Regions from separate parts of the Homo sapiens genome. Here regions 1 and 3 are each linked to region 2. The links are chromatin contacts, found by Hi-C or POLR2A ChIA-PET in ENCODE. All regions are on one chromosome and are shown on one strand. Each heading gives the region's core, a stretch centred on a gene start or an enhancer-like site at or near the end of the contact. The rest is flanking DNA. Distances are from core to core; before and after follow the strand shown. Region 1 holds the start of NF2 (NF2, moesin-ezrin-radixin like (MERLIN) tumor suppressor). Region 2 holds the start of SMTN (smoothelin). Region 3 holds the start of RTCB (RNA 2',3'-cyclic phosphate and 5'-OH ligase).

Region 1 (3,943 bases), core at 683-3,182, 1.5 Mb after region 2:
GCCAAGGCGAGTGGATTGCTTGAGCTCAGGAGTTCAAGATCAGCCTGGGCAACATGGCAAAACCCTGTCTTTACAAAAATTAGCTAGGTGAGGCTGGGCGGGGTGGCTCACATCTGTAATCGCACCACTTTCCCACCACTTTGGGAGGCCCAGGTCGGCTGGTCACGAGGTCAGGAGTTCGAGATCAGCCTGCCCAATATGGTGAAACCCTGTCTCTACTAAAAATAGAAAAATTAGCCAGACGAGGTGGCGCACGCCTGTAATCCCAGCTACCTGGAAGGCTGAAGCAGGAGAATCACTTGAACCTGGAAGTGGAGGTGGCAGTGAGACAAGATCGCGCCATTGCACTCTAGCCCGGTGCACTCTGGGTGACAGAGCGAGACTCCGTCTCAAAAAAAAAAAAAAAAAAAAAATTAGCCAGGTGTGGTGGCACACGCCTGTGGTCCCAGCTACTCGAGAGGCTGAGGCAGGAGGACTGATTGAGCCAGGGAGGTTGGTCAGGGTTGCAGTAAGCCATGATCACACTACTGCATGCCAGCCTCGGTGACAGAGTGAGATTCTGTCTCAAAACGAAACAAAACAAAAAAGAATTTTCACCAGTTTTACAGAGGAATGGGTTCCTTAAGCTGTCATGCTGGAAGCTGATCTTATCTAAGGCTGCTTTTGTGTTACAATGGTAGAGTTGAAGAGTTGAATAACTCCAACAGAGATTCTCTAGTCTACAAAGTTGAAAATATTTACTATGTGGTCCTGTACAGAAAAAGCATGCCAACCCTTGCTTACTGCTGCCAATGCTGCTGGTCCACAAACCACACTTTTAGCAGCAAGAACTTAAATTACTTGAGAAGCAGTACTGTACGGGCTGTGAGCTTGGTTCAAAACCCCACCTTGCCATTTACTAGATAAATGGGTTTGTTCTGAGGATTAAATGTGCAAATGTCTAGCACTTTGAAAATACTGAACAATTGATAGCTGTTATCATCATGTTGGAAACTATGTGGAAAGTAAGTATGAGATGTTATATCGTTCTTCAAAGGGTTTTTTTTCCCAGAATATGCAAGCTTTAGAAAAGGGAAACAAGTATTGGCTTTCCAATAAACAAGACGCAACTTCTAATACCTGGGTACATAACAATATTACCTAATGAAAGAATAAACTTTCAAGCTTTTAAGCGTAAGCCTAACTTAAGCCTGACACTGAAATCCTGAATTTTCTATCACAGGAGCATCCAGCTTCTTCCAATAACAATGAATGAAAATAACCTTCAGGAAATGCCAAAACCCAAAAGTCCTATGAAAAAAAGCAGCAATCATCTTTAACATGAGGTTTTGGGCCTAGTTGGCCCTTCCGGTTCTGCCCGTCTCTAGCTACACCCATAAGATGATATAAAGAGAACCTCTCGAGCTTCCACCTCGACTGTCACCGCAGCAGTCGGGGCTGCCGGCCGGTTACCTCGCAATTGAACTCCATCTCGGCGTCCATGGTGACGATCCTCACGGTGAACGTCTTGGGTTGCTTCCTCTTGAGAGAGCTGAAGCTCATGCGGGAAGCGATGGCCCCGGCCATGGCGCGGGGCTCAGGCCCGGGACCCTCGCGCCCCACGGCCTGCACTCTGAGCCCTTTAGCCCCCCTGGAGTTGCTGCACAGGCCTCAGGGCCACCATGGTGGCCGGCTGCCCGGCCCGGGAACGGTCTGGGCTGCGCGGGTCCCCAGCGGCCAGCATGGGCCGCGAGGACCCTGCCTGAGCGGAAAGGGGAGTTGGGGGACGGGCCCTGACGGCTGCAGGGAGGGCACAGGAGCCGGGACCTTCGGTGCAGGCGCGACCCGGCACTCCGGGATTCGGGCCGGAGATGCCGGGGACGCCTCGGGACGGGACCCCTAGACGGCAGCGGCCCAGACTCCGCGCGCCTCTCAGCGGCCGACTAGGGTCACGGGGCCGCGCTGCATCGGGCGCGTACGCGCGCGCGTGGCTGTCACCGTCCTCACTCCGCGCGCCCGCGGGAAGCGCACCCTCCCCACAGCCCGGGGCCTGCTCCCGGCCCCGCCCTCAGGTCGCCCAGACCACTACGCGCAGCGCAACCGAACCGGAGGCTGACGCATAGATGCTGCGATTGGCTGGGAAGGCCAAGGTAGGCAGGACTTTCCCGCTCCGTCCCGCCTCCTTTGGGGTGACTCCACCAATGGAAAGTTTCACTCTAACTGCAAAAAAAGCAGGCCTAGGCTCGGCGTTGAGTGGCTACAGTGGCAGTCACTCTGAATGCTTTTGTGCCTACTCTAACAAGACTGGTTGAGGCGGCGGACCTCTGCTGACCTTACCCGGGAAACCACTTAGAGGCTGGATCCGGGGCGAGGGGAATTGGGTCCTTCGTTGGCCCAGGGAGGGACTCTTCGGTTCAAGTAGGCTCCGAGTGTGGCGCCCCAGGGGACTGCGTTTCGGACACACGGCGAATATTCTTCTTTGGCAGTTAATCACATATACCGACCCCTATGAAACTTTAAAGACACTTGTGGAGGCCTGTTAGGTTTGCTGGCACTTTCCCGCCAGATCCCTCTGCTTCCCTTTAGAATTATTATTATTATTGTTATTATTATTATTATTAATTATTATTATTATTGGGACGGAGTTTCGCTCTTGTTGCCCAGGCTGGAGTGCAGTGGCGCGATCTCGGCTCACTGCAACCTCCGCCTCCCGGGTTCAAGCGATTTTCCGGCGTCAGCCTCCCGAGTAGCTGGGATTACAGGTATGCGTCACCACGCCCGGCTAATTTTGTATTTTTATTAGAGACGGGGTTTCTCCATGTTCGTCAGGCTGGTCTCGAACCTCAGGTGATCCGCCCGCCTCGGCCTCCCGAAGTGCTAGGATTACAGGCGTGAGCCACCACGCCCCGCCTAGAATTATTATTGGTTATACCTACCTCGTGAGGTTGTTGAATTTCAGCGCACTGAATACATATAAGGCTTTAGAGCTGAGCCTGGCATCCTATGAAATTGCTGAATTTGGGTTGAAAATGAAAGCATTCTTTATTTTATACTCTATGATGCCCATTTTTGAACCGTATTCATGTATTATTTATTTAGTGTCATCAAGGGTTCTAACGGGTGTAGGGGGGATAATTACACCTTTCTGTACTTAGATAATAAATTCTATTTTAAAATAGCTCTTAGTAGTCAAATAGGGACAATTTACTGTGTTTTTTCGTTTGTTTTTTGTTTTGAGACAGAGTTTCGCTCTTGTTGCCCAGGCTGGAGTACAATGGGGCGGTCTCGGCTCTCTGCAACCTCCGCCTCCCGGGTTCAAGCAATTCTCCTGCCTCAGCCTCCCCAGTAGTTGGGATTACAGGCACCCGCCACCACGCCCGGCTAATTTTTGTATTTTTAGTAGGGACGGGGTTTCACCATGTTAGCCAGGCTGGTCTCAAACTTCTGACCTCAGGTGATCTGCCCACCTTGGCCTCCCAAAGTGCTGGGATTACAGGCGTGAGCCACCGCGCCCGGTGTACTGAGTTTTAACAACAATAATCACCCCATAAATGTTAGCTAACATTAGCATCACCCCCCCAACTCCACAGGTGAAGATACTGAGAGATATGATAGAGCCACTCGCTGACTATAATGCAGATAGTGAAAGGCAAAGCTAGGACTCAAACCCAGGTCTGTCCCACCCAGAGCCTGCTGGTTAGCACTGTGCTGCCCTGCTTCCAAATTCTCCCTACTACAGCCTCAGGAAATGTGAATTACAGTTCCGGAGTACTCAGCAGACATTGTTGCTGTAACGGTATATTAATGGAATAAATCTAGTTCTTCTGCACGGACCCCTGCTGTGCCTGGTAGCACCGGCCAGGCCTCAGGAATGATTTGCTGCCACACCCAGTGAGGCTGCTGTGGGGACTTTATGTCCTGCCTTCTGCTAGCAAATTCTCCCCACCAAAACTGATTGCTCAGG
Region 2 (4,105 bases), core at 1,291-3,790:
TGGCCCACTATGGGGTTGGGATTTTGGCACAGCTCCTTCTTAGATGGGTGTCCTTGAGCAGGTGATTTTAACTCTCTTGAGTCGCAGTGCCCAGGCTTTCAGAGCTGCTGTGATTATTCTGTGACATGGTATACCCAGTACCCAGCCTGCCCCCTGCCAGGCCTTGGCATTATTAATCATTGCTGCTACCATTATCACTGGGCCAGCTTCCAGGGGTGGGCATTGCCCGAGCTATTGCTCTGGAGAGGCATATCCAGCCTCCCCACACCTGTGGCTGCATACGGGCGAGTCTACAGCAGTTACTGTTTAAACAGGTGGTGGCTGTGGAGGGTTGGGAGGGACTAGGCTTCAGTACCAGGCATGGACAGGCACATGCCACAAGGGCCTCTGCATCAGCCACATGGAACTGGCCTACCCCTGTTCCCATGTCCCCCTCCTCCTGACCTTTCCCCCATCACTTCTTCCTGTCAGCTGAGAGGTACCCTGGATTGACCCTGCCTCTCTGGCTTGGCTTTCCTGTCCCCACAGTGGGTGATGGGGCCACTTACCAGCTTCCGAAGGGCTCCCTCATCCAGCCCAGCTAAGGCCTCGTCCGCCATCTCGCTGGCCCCTAGCTCCGTCGGTTCCTTTCTGGTGAGATCCCCAGTGCCTGTGGCACCTGTCACCAGCTCAGAGAATTCTGCAGGGGACAGACATGAATCAGGCATGCTGGGGCTTCCAGAAACCACAGGCACTTAGGCTCTGTGCCTTACTTTCCCTCTCTAACCTAGGAGCGTCCATTACTGTCCCATCCTATAATGTGGCTCCTGGCTGGAAGCTGCCCTCTGCCCTAGGGTGGTTTGCTGGAAAACTCACCAAACCCAGGGTAGGGGGTCTCTGGTTCCAGCCCTGCCAGCTTGGCCGCCAGTCTGCTGTGTGGCCTGGGATGGACTCTCATCCTGTCTAAACCTCAAAACAGGGAGGGCAGGGACCTGGATTGAGAAGCCAGGGCCTGGCAAGACCCACCCAAGCTGTGCTTACCACCAGGGGGTGCACTCCAGTCTCCAGTTTCCTGCCCCACCCACCCATCCACAGGGCCTACCCAGCCCCCACCCACTCCGCAGGCTCAGCTTCTGGCTGTGGGCTGAACCCGTAGTTCTTGCTGCCACCACCACTGTCATTCCCCCAGGTATAGGAAGGTACACTGTGTCTTCCGATTCTTGGAGCCAGCTCTGCTGTCCAGACCTCCTGAAGCCAGGTGTCCAGGCACCCAGCACCTCCTGCCAATTCATACAGAATTCAATTCCCCACCTGGAAGGGCTTTCAGAAGCTGACCTGCCCAACCCCTGGATTTCAGGCAAACTGAGAAGATTGGAGAGGGCCAAGGATTTGTCACTGAGCAAGGAGGAAGCCAAAGACTTAGAGGGCAGAGAAGGATGTAATCAAAATCTTCGTCATCTCCGGCTTCCGAAGCTCCCTTCCAAAGTGCCCTCAAGGGCCTGGAACACTCTCAGTGACAGAGGCAAGAGCCCCATCTTGCCCCAGTGCTGCCCATCAAAATGGACCCCTAAATCCTGGCCCAGCCTCCCAGCGCAGATCTCTCCTTCCTCCTGTAGCCCCAACTAATGTCTGTCTGGAATTTGAGGGGCCCTGGTCTGGCACACTGTGGATGCTTAGTTAATGTATGGTGACTGACTAATGTGTGGCCCCAGGCCTGCCCCCCACCTCCTGTTGATTCATCTTTCAATCATCCCTTCCCTCTCTTCAGAACAGTCACTTGGGAAGTCACCCCATACGGTGCATGGGTGGGGGGTGAGGGTTACCGCTCCACACAGTTGGGGTGTGTGGGTCCCAGCCTGTTCAAGTCACTGCTTGTTCCCCCTCCCATCCTGGTAGGCTCAGAGGTGTCAACCTCCCAATCTCTGCCTGTTAGGATCCTTGCCTCTTACCTAGTTACTCTGTCTGGGTTAAACCTCTTCAAGACTGTCCAGTGGTCACCAGCCTTAGGTTCTGCGGACATTCTGATTCCCCCCATGTCTGTTCTTCTATGGGGCAGCTGACCCTAATGCCTAATCTAGGACACCCATGGGATTATAAGAAGATCCCTGCCGCTGCTCTTCTCCAATCTCCCTGTCACACAGTCTGGGGTCGCCGGACATTGTGAGGGGCCTCAGGATTCTGTGGCAGCTTCCCCAGGGTTTCTGCCGCCACAGACTAGCGCCCCTGTGGGGCGTGGAGTCTCTTAGGAATCCGGGGGCGTCTTCCCCCAACAGTCTCATAACTTTATCCCATGGCTTAGACCTCTCGTATGGGTGGGGGCTCCCAGGTCTGGACGTTCCAGAACTCCTGTCTAGACATCCGGGTTCCACCCCCGGACACGTTGGGGCAGCACCAGGATCCCCCCCGAGGTCCGCACACCCACCTCTCAGTCCAGCCCACCCGTCCGGCGCAGGCTCGGCTTAGCTCTTTCGGGACCCGACAGACGGATTAGACACGCGCAGGCCGGAGGTGCCGCGACCCGCTGTCCCAGGCCCGCTCAGCAACCGTCCCCTGGATTCTGCGGAGAGCTGCCCGTCCAGCCGCGCCAGCAGCCCGGCTGGCCCCGCCCTGCCCCGACGCGCCAGCCAACCCTCGATTGGGTACCTCCCACTCTCGTGCCCCATTGGGAAAATTCAATTTGACGGCCACGCCCCGAGAGGAAGGCCCCGCCCCTCGCGGGCCAGGGAGGTCGGAAATTGGGAGTCTTGGGGTCGTCTGCCTCGGTGGCTTTAGCGAGTCGGGTGGGCATCGGCAGGGGGACGCAGGCTCTGCGCCAAGTCGGGGGGGGCGCCCCGAGCCGAGGTAAGTTTCCTGGGGTCGTAGGAGTCTCAGAGCCTTCAGGACAGCCCCTCTCCGCCCTCCTCTTTGTTCCTGAGACCACGTCCCCTCCCTCGACTCCACCCCTTTCTCGCGTCAGTGTTTAAGCTTGGCCGCCGTCCCTAGGCTGCTTTCGGGACACCTGGTCTGAGCCACCTCAGAGCAGGGACTGAGTGACTGGCAGCACCTTGACCCTGTGTTGGAGTGCCGGGACCATCTCAGGTGGAGCAGAATCAATCACACAGCACGCCTCCCCCAGCCCACACACCTTTGAACAGACATTGCCTTCTTGTAGCATGCTTCTACCTTCCAAGCCCTGAGAGTCTGCCTTTAGGAGCGCTGGAGTCCTAAATAGGGAATATGGAGTCCAGGCTGTCATTCAGCAAAAGGGGGAAATTGAGGCCCAGAGAGAGCTGACATGTCCAAGACCAAACAAGGAATCAGCCAGGGTACCCAGGAGGTCAGATCCACAAGGCAAAGCTATTCCATCTTCAGTGCCAGAGGCCCTAAAGCCGCCCTTGGGTCTCCATGGAGACTAAAGTGGGTGGAGTTGGGAGGATGGGGTCTGGAGTCCTGTCAAATAAAAACAATAACAAATCATTTATTTTGTACTTGCCATGTACCAGGCATATAATGCCCATAACAAGCACATGAGACCATGACTATTGCCCCATTTTACAGATGAGGACAACAGCTGATAAGTAGTAAAGCTGTGATTCATACCCAGCACCTTCTGAGTCCAGACCCTGCTTTTAACCACTATAATGTGGGATTCTGGGGAGGTGGTTTCAGCCTGTTAACCCAGAAGAGCCCCGGTTCAGGTCCTCTGTGACACCCCCCAGCCCCCATCTAAGGAAAGGCCCAGTCTCCACACTGAGAGTCTTTTCCATGTGTCATTTCATTTCATCCCCACACCCCTGAGAAGTGGTCCCATTTTACACATCAGAAAACCAAGGCACGGGCCAGGTGCGGTGGCTCATGCCTGTAATCCCAGCACTTTGGGATGCCAAGGCAGGTGGATCACCCAAGGTCAGGAGTTCGAGACCAGCCTGGCCAACACGGCAAAAACCCCGTCTCTACTAAAAATACAAAAATTAGTCGGGCAAGTGGCATGCACCTGTAATCCCAGCTACTTGGGAGGCTGAGGCAGTAGAATCACTTGAACCTGGAGGCAGAGGTTGCAGTGAGCCGAGATTGTGCCACTGCACTCCAGCCTAAGCGACAGAGCAAGATTCTGTCTCAAAAAAAGAAAAAAGAAAATCAAGGCACA
Region 3 (3,993 bases), core at 329-2,828, 1.3 Mb before region 2:
AAATGGCCTGCCCTGAATTTTTAAAAAATAAAATAAGAGGCCAGCCACAGTAGGCCATGCCTGTAATCCCAGCACTTTAGGAGGCCAAGGTGGGCGGATCATGAGGTCAAGAGGTCGAGACTATCCTGGCCAACATGGTGAAACCCAGTCTCTACTAAAAATACAAAAATTAACTGGGAGTGGTGGCACGCACCTGTAGTCCCAGCTGCTTGGGAGGCTGAGGCAGGAGAATCGCTTGAACCTGGGAGGCGGAGGTTGCAGTGAGCCGAGATGGCACCACTGCACTCCAGCCTGGCGACAGAGCAAGACTCCAACTCAAAAAAATAATAAAATAAAATAAGACATAGAAAAGGGAAGAGACCTAAGGTTGCACAGACATCAAGGCTTGATTTTAAAAGAGAATTCTTTACCTCTGAAATCTTTCCAAGAAGGAACAGGGTAACCACAGGAAACTCTAAAAGTTGTATCACTTCAAGCTTTGGGATTTTTCACCCACCACAGATTCAATGAAATGGCAGTGCAGAGTACTAAACTCAGACAATTCATAACTGAGAATGATATTAATGTGTCAGAGCACCTAATCAATGGGGAGAAATTGGGGCAGAAGAGAAGAAAAGCGGAACCAGTGTAGATAATGCAACAAATGAATGGAAACTACATACTGTTTTTTGCAGCACTTACAGTCTAGTGGGGGAATGGAAAGAGGAGAGCTGTTTATAGAGTGCTTGCCGTGTGCCAAGCCCCGTGCTGATTACCCCTCCAGTGTCACTTCATTTAGCCTTCTACTCAAGAAAGAATTATGATCCCATTTTAGAGATGACGAAACAGAGATAAGAGGGGTTAATCACACCAAGTCAGTAAATGGCACAGATAGAAATTGAATCTTGCGTCTTTCTAATCCCAAAGTTGCAGTTGTTGACATGAGGCCGAACTGGAAACTGAAATCACTTAAAGCTCACTTACCACTATGAACAAGAGACACGGCGTATAAAAGCATGATTAAAGAGGTCTTGATCATCAAATGCGGCTAGACTGGGGAGTTTTGGCGATCCATAAGGGCTGTGATTTGATCATTTTGTAGTATATGTCTGGCCACAATAGATGCACCCACAAGTGTTTGTCAGAATAAATGATAAGCTGCCATGCTTCATTCTTTGGGATGCTCCTTTCTGACCAAAAAAGTTATTTGGTGTATATCCAGATTCATTCTGAAACATAAATGTTCAGCTATGGTATTTACTCAAACAGGTTTTTCTTTCTCAGCTGCTGGCGTTATCTTTTTCCCCTCCCAGCTGAGGGTGTAAACTCCAAGCCAATGCACCGAACCTGACCCAGACTCAAGGTGTTTTCATAAGCTGCTGAAAAGCATTTCCAAAACAAAAGATAACTAGATTATACTTTAAACTTCTGGATTTCGCTTAGCTGTAGTTTAGAGGAAATCGACTAATAAAGATCCTAAAGTTATACACTACAGGACAGTACAACTTAACCAGAGGAAAGACATTGGCCTGAAGAATTTTGAGCCTCGGCGCTTGCCGTTGCTCATCTGCTGCGGCGCTGGTCGCGCCTGCGCTTTGGTTCTTGGAAGGCGGTGCTCTGAGAAGCCGGACTACGCGGCAGCGGCTCTTCAAAGCGGAGCCGGGAGTTTTTGCTACAGTTTTCGCCACCATGAGTCGCAGCTATAATGATGAGCTGCAGTTCTTGGAGAAGATCAATAAAAACTGCTGGAGGATCAAGAAGGGCTTCGTGCCCAACATGCAGGTAAGGCAGGAGAGCAAATGGCGGGGCCTTCCGTGCTCCGTCCCCGGCCCGGCCGGCGTCCACTGCGCCCTCTGGACCTCCCCTGACCACTGGGTCCGCCCCGGCCCCTTGCAGAGTTTCCCTCATCCCGTCCTTCTCCCCTCACGGTTCTGGGGCCGCCCAACCTGTTCCGGCACCACCTCCCGCCAGGAGAGGTCCCCGAACCACGAGGACAAGCTAAGTGCGGTGGATATGGGAATCTAAATAAATACGAAATTGGGGTTTCCAAAGCGTTTTCACAGATCAGTCTCATAAACGTATCGTGAGCTGTTTTACGTTCACAGAAACTTCAGTGATCTTTTCCAGGGTGGAACAGCCAGCCCCAGGTTCATTTGCTGGGACTGGAATTCACCTCCTCTGAGTCATGCTGGTTATTTAAATAACGTTTACAAACCTTTGTTCACTAAACCAGGTTTTCAGCATTCAGTATCGCATGTTGGTTTTTAATAAAGCGATGTCATTTCTTGCAGTAGCGCAGGGCAGGGCCTGTTTGATTTTAATATTCACTTCACAGAAGGACCTCGAGGATCTGTCGGTGACATAGCTTCCTCTACCCACCTAGGAAGAAGCTCAGCCAGGACTTGATGTCCGGTTTACTTCTTTGACGTCCCAGATGGAGACTTGAGGGCTCAGGATCATCAGATAGTTTGAAAGCCTGGGCTCTGTATCTCTCGGCCTTCATCACCATCTGTGCTCATATTTTTATTAATGTGAAAAAAGAAAACGTTTATGAAGTTTTGCAACGTATTTTTAAATAGTTTTTGAAATCCCTGAAGGTGCCAAGTAAATGCTTCAAAGGTTTACCGTCTCGTCTCACGTCTTGGTAAACAGCTCCCAATAGTCACTCCATTCTTTTATTCAGAATCAAAGCTTACTGAGTTTCCCTTGTTGGCAAGTCACTTACACTGAGGGAAGAAAAAGCGCACGGGGATAAATCTGTGTTCTGTTTGCTGTTTGGCCACTTTCTTTGTGTGGAAACCGTTACCCTGAAGGAAGGAATAGAAAATCTAACATAGGGAGAGCGCAGTGGTTCATGGCCTGTAATCCCAACGCTTTGGGAGGCCAAGGCGGGAAGATCCTTTGTGCCTAGGACTTTGGAGACCTGCCTGGGCAATATAGTGGGACCCTGTCTCTACAAAAAAAATTTAATTAGCCAGGCGGGGTGGTGTGCACCACAGCTACTCAGGAGGCTGAGGCAGGGGGATCGCTTGAGCCTGGGAGATCTTGGCTGCAGTGACCCGTGATCATTCTAAACTGCACTCCAGCCTAGGTGACAGAGTGAGTCTCAAAAAAAAAAAAAAAGAAAAGAAAAAGAAAACACCATGACATGATTATCTGTAGGATCTAATAACACAGACTGTCATTGTCTGGCAGGTGTTCTGACTCAGCCTTTGATGCACACACTGCTGCTCATTCTATCTAGGGGCAAGTCTCATTTTGCTAGGCAGTTCTGGTTTAAGTTTGTATACAGCACTTTACTACCACCTTTCCTTTGGGAATAGAGACTTGGAATGTTAATGCATTGCTCTTAAAACGCTATTGACTTCTAAGCGTGAATTGTGCTTCCATATGAGAGCAGTGAATTTCACACAGATAATCATCTGTTACTAAATCTCCATTTCTCCCCCAAGACCCACATGTTGGACTAAAAATTTCTCTTTATTCCCTTAAAACACTCCCTTCCCATCTTTACGTCATTTTTGCGTTTAGTTCCTAGATGTTCTGCTGCGCCAGTGATGTCTCTTGTCTTCAAAGAACCAGCTCTACAGGATCTCTGTGAAACCTCTCCCAGCTCCCTAGACTGTTGAGGCACTTCCTCATCAGATTCTTCCATAGCACTGTGTACTTAATGTTATGGCACTTGCTTCATTGCACTCTGATATTCTTATCAGAATATAAGGGCTGTACTGGCTGGGTGCGGTGGCTCACGCCTGCAATCCCAGCACTTTGGGAGGCTGAGATGGGCGGATCATGAGGTCAGGAGATCGAGACCATCCTGGCTAACACGTGAAACTTCGTCTCTACTAAAAATACAAAAAATTAGCTGGGCGTGGTGGCGGGCACCTGTAGTCCCAGCTACTCGGGAGGCTGAGGCAGGAGAATGGCGTGAACCCAGGAGGCAGAGCTTGCAGTGAGCCGAGATCATGCCACTGCACTCCAGCCTGGGTGACAGAGCAAGACTCAGTCTCAAAA

The links. A loop is a pair of places that touch in the nucleus more often than their neighbours do. ChIA-PET counts read pairs that join two places held with the same protein, here RNA polymerase II (POLR2A). Pooled maps may share reads with other maps.
Region 1: a loop to region 2 is called in a map of CD8-positive, alpha-beta T cell, with 4 times the contacts of the local background. The contact joins the promoter of NF2 here to the promoter of SMTN in region 2. A Hi-C loop is called at or near these places in 1 of 168 maps with a recorded cell type or tissue (CD8-positive, alpha-beta T cell), 1 of 37 single-sample maps with no recorded cell type and 5 of 50 pooled maps.
Region 3: a pooled map shows a loop between it and region 2 (4-fold over the local background). The contact joins the promoter of RTCB here to the promoter of SMTN in region 2. A Hi-C loop is called at or near these places in 5 of 50 pooled maps. POLR2A ChIA-PET finds 5 or more read pairs at or near these places in 2 of 52 experiments (A673 and activated T-cell).

The regions. Positions count from the first base shown.
Region 1 is chr22:29,601,622-29,605,564 of GRCh38, reverse strand. It overlaps NF2 (NF2, moesin-ezrin-radixin like (MERLIN) tumor suppressor), which reads right to left and starts at 1,932. Exons shown (of 16, transcript NM_000268.4): 1 at 1,453-1,932. The coding sequence starts at 1,566. RefSeq lists a silencer at 1,587-2,166 and an enhancer at 2,417-2,546.
Region 2 is chr22:31,079,753-31,083,857 of GRCh38, reverse strand. It overlaps SMTN (smoothelin), which reads right to left and starts at 2,540. Exons shown (of 21, transcript NM_134269.3): 1 at 2,402-2,540; 2 at 549-679. The coding sequence starts at 599. RefSeq lists a silencer at 2,499-2,658.
Region 3 is chr22:32,409,832-32,413,824 of GRCh38, reverse strand. RTCB (RNA 2',3'-cyclic phosphate and 5'-OH ligase) reads left to right here and starts at 1,578. Exons shown (of 12, transcript NM_014306.5): 1 at 1,578-1,761. The coding sequence starts at 1,669. RefSeq lists an enhancer at 1,429-1,608.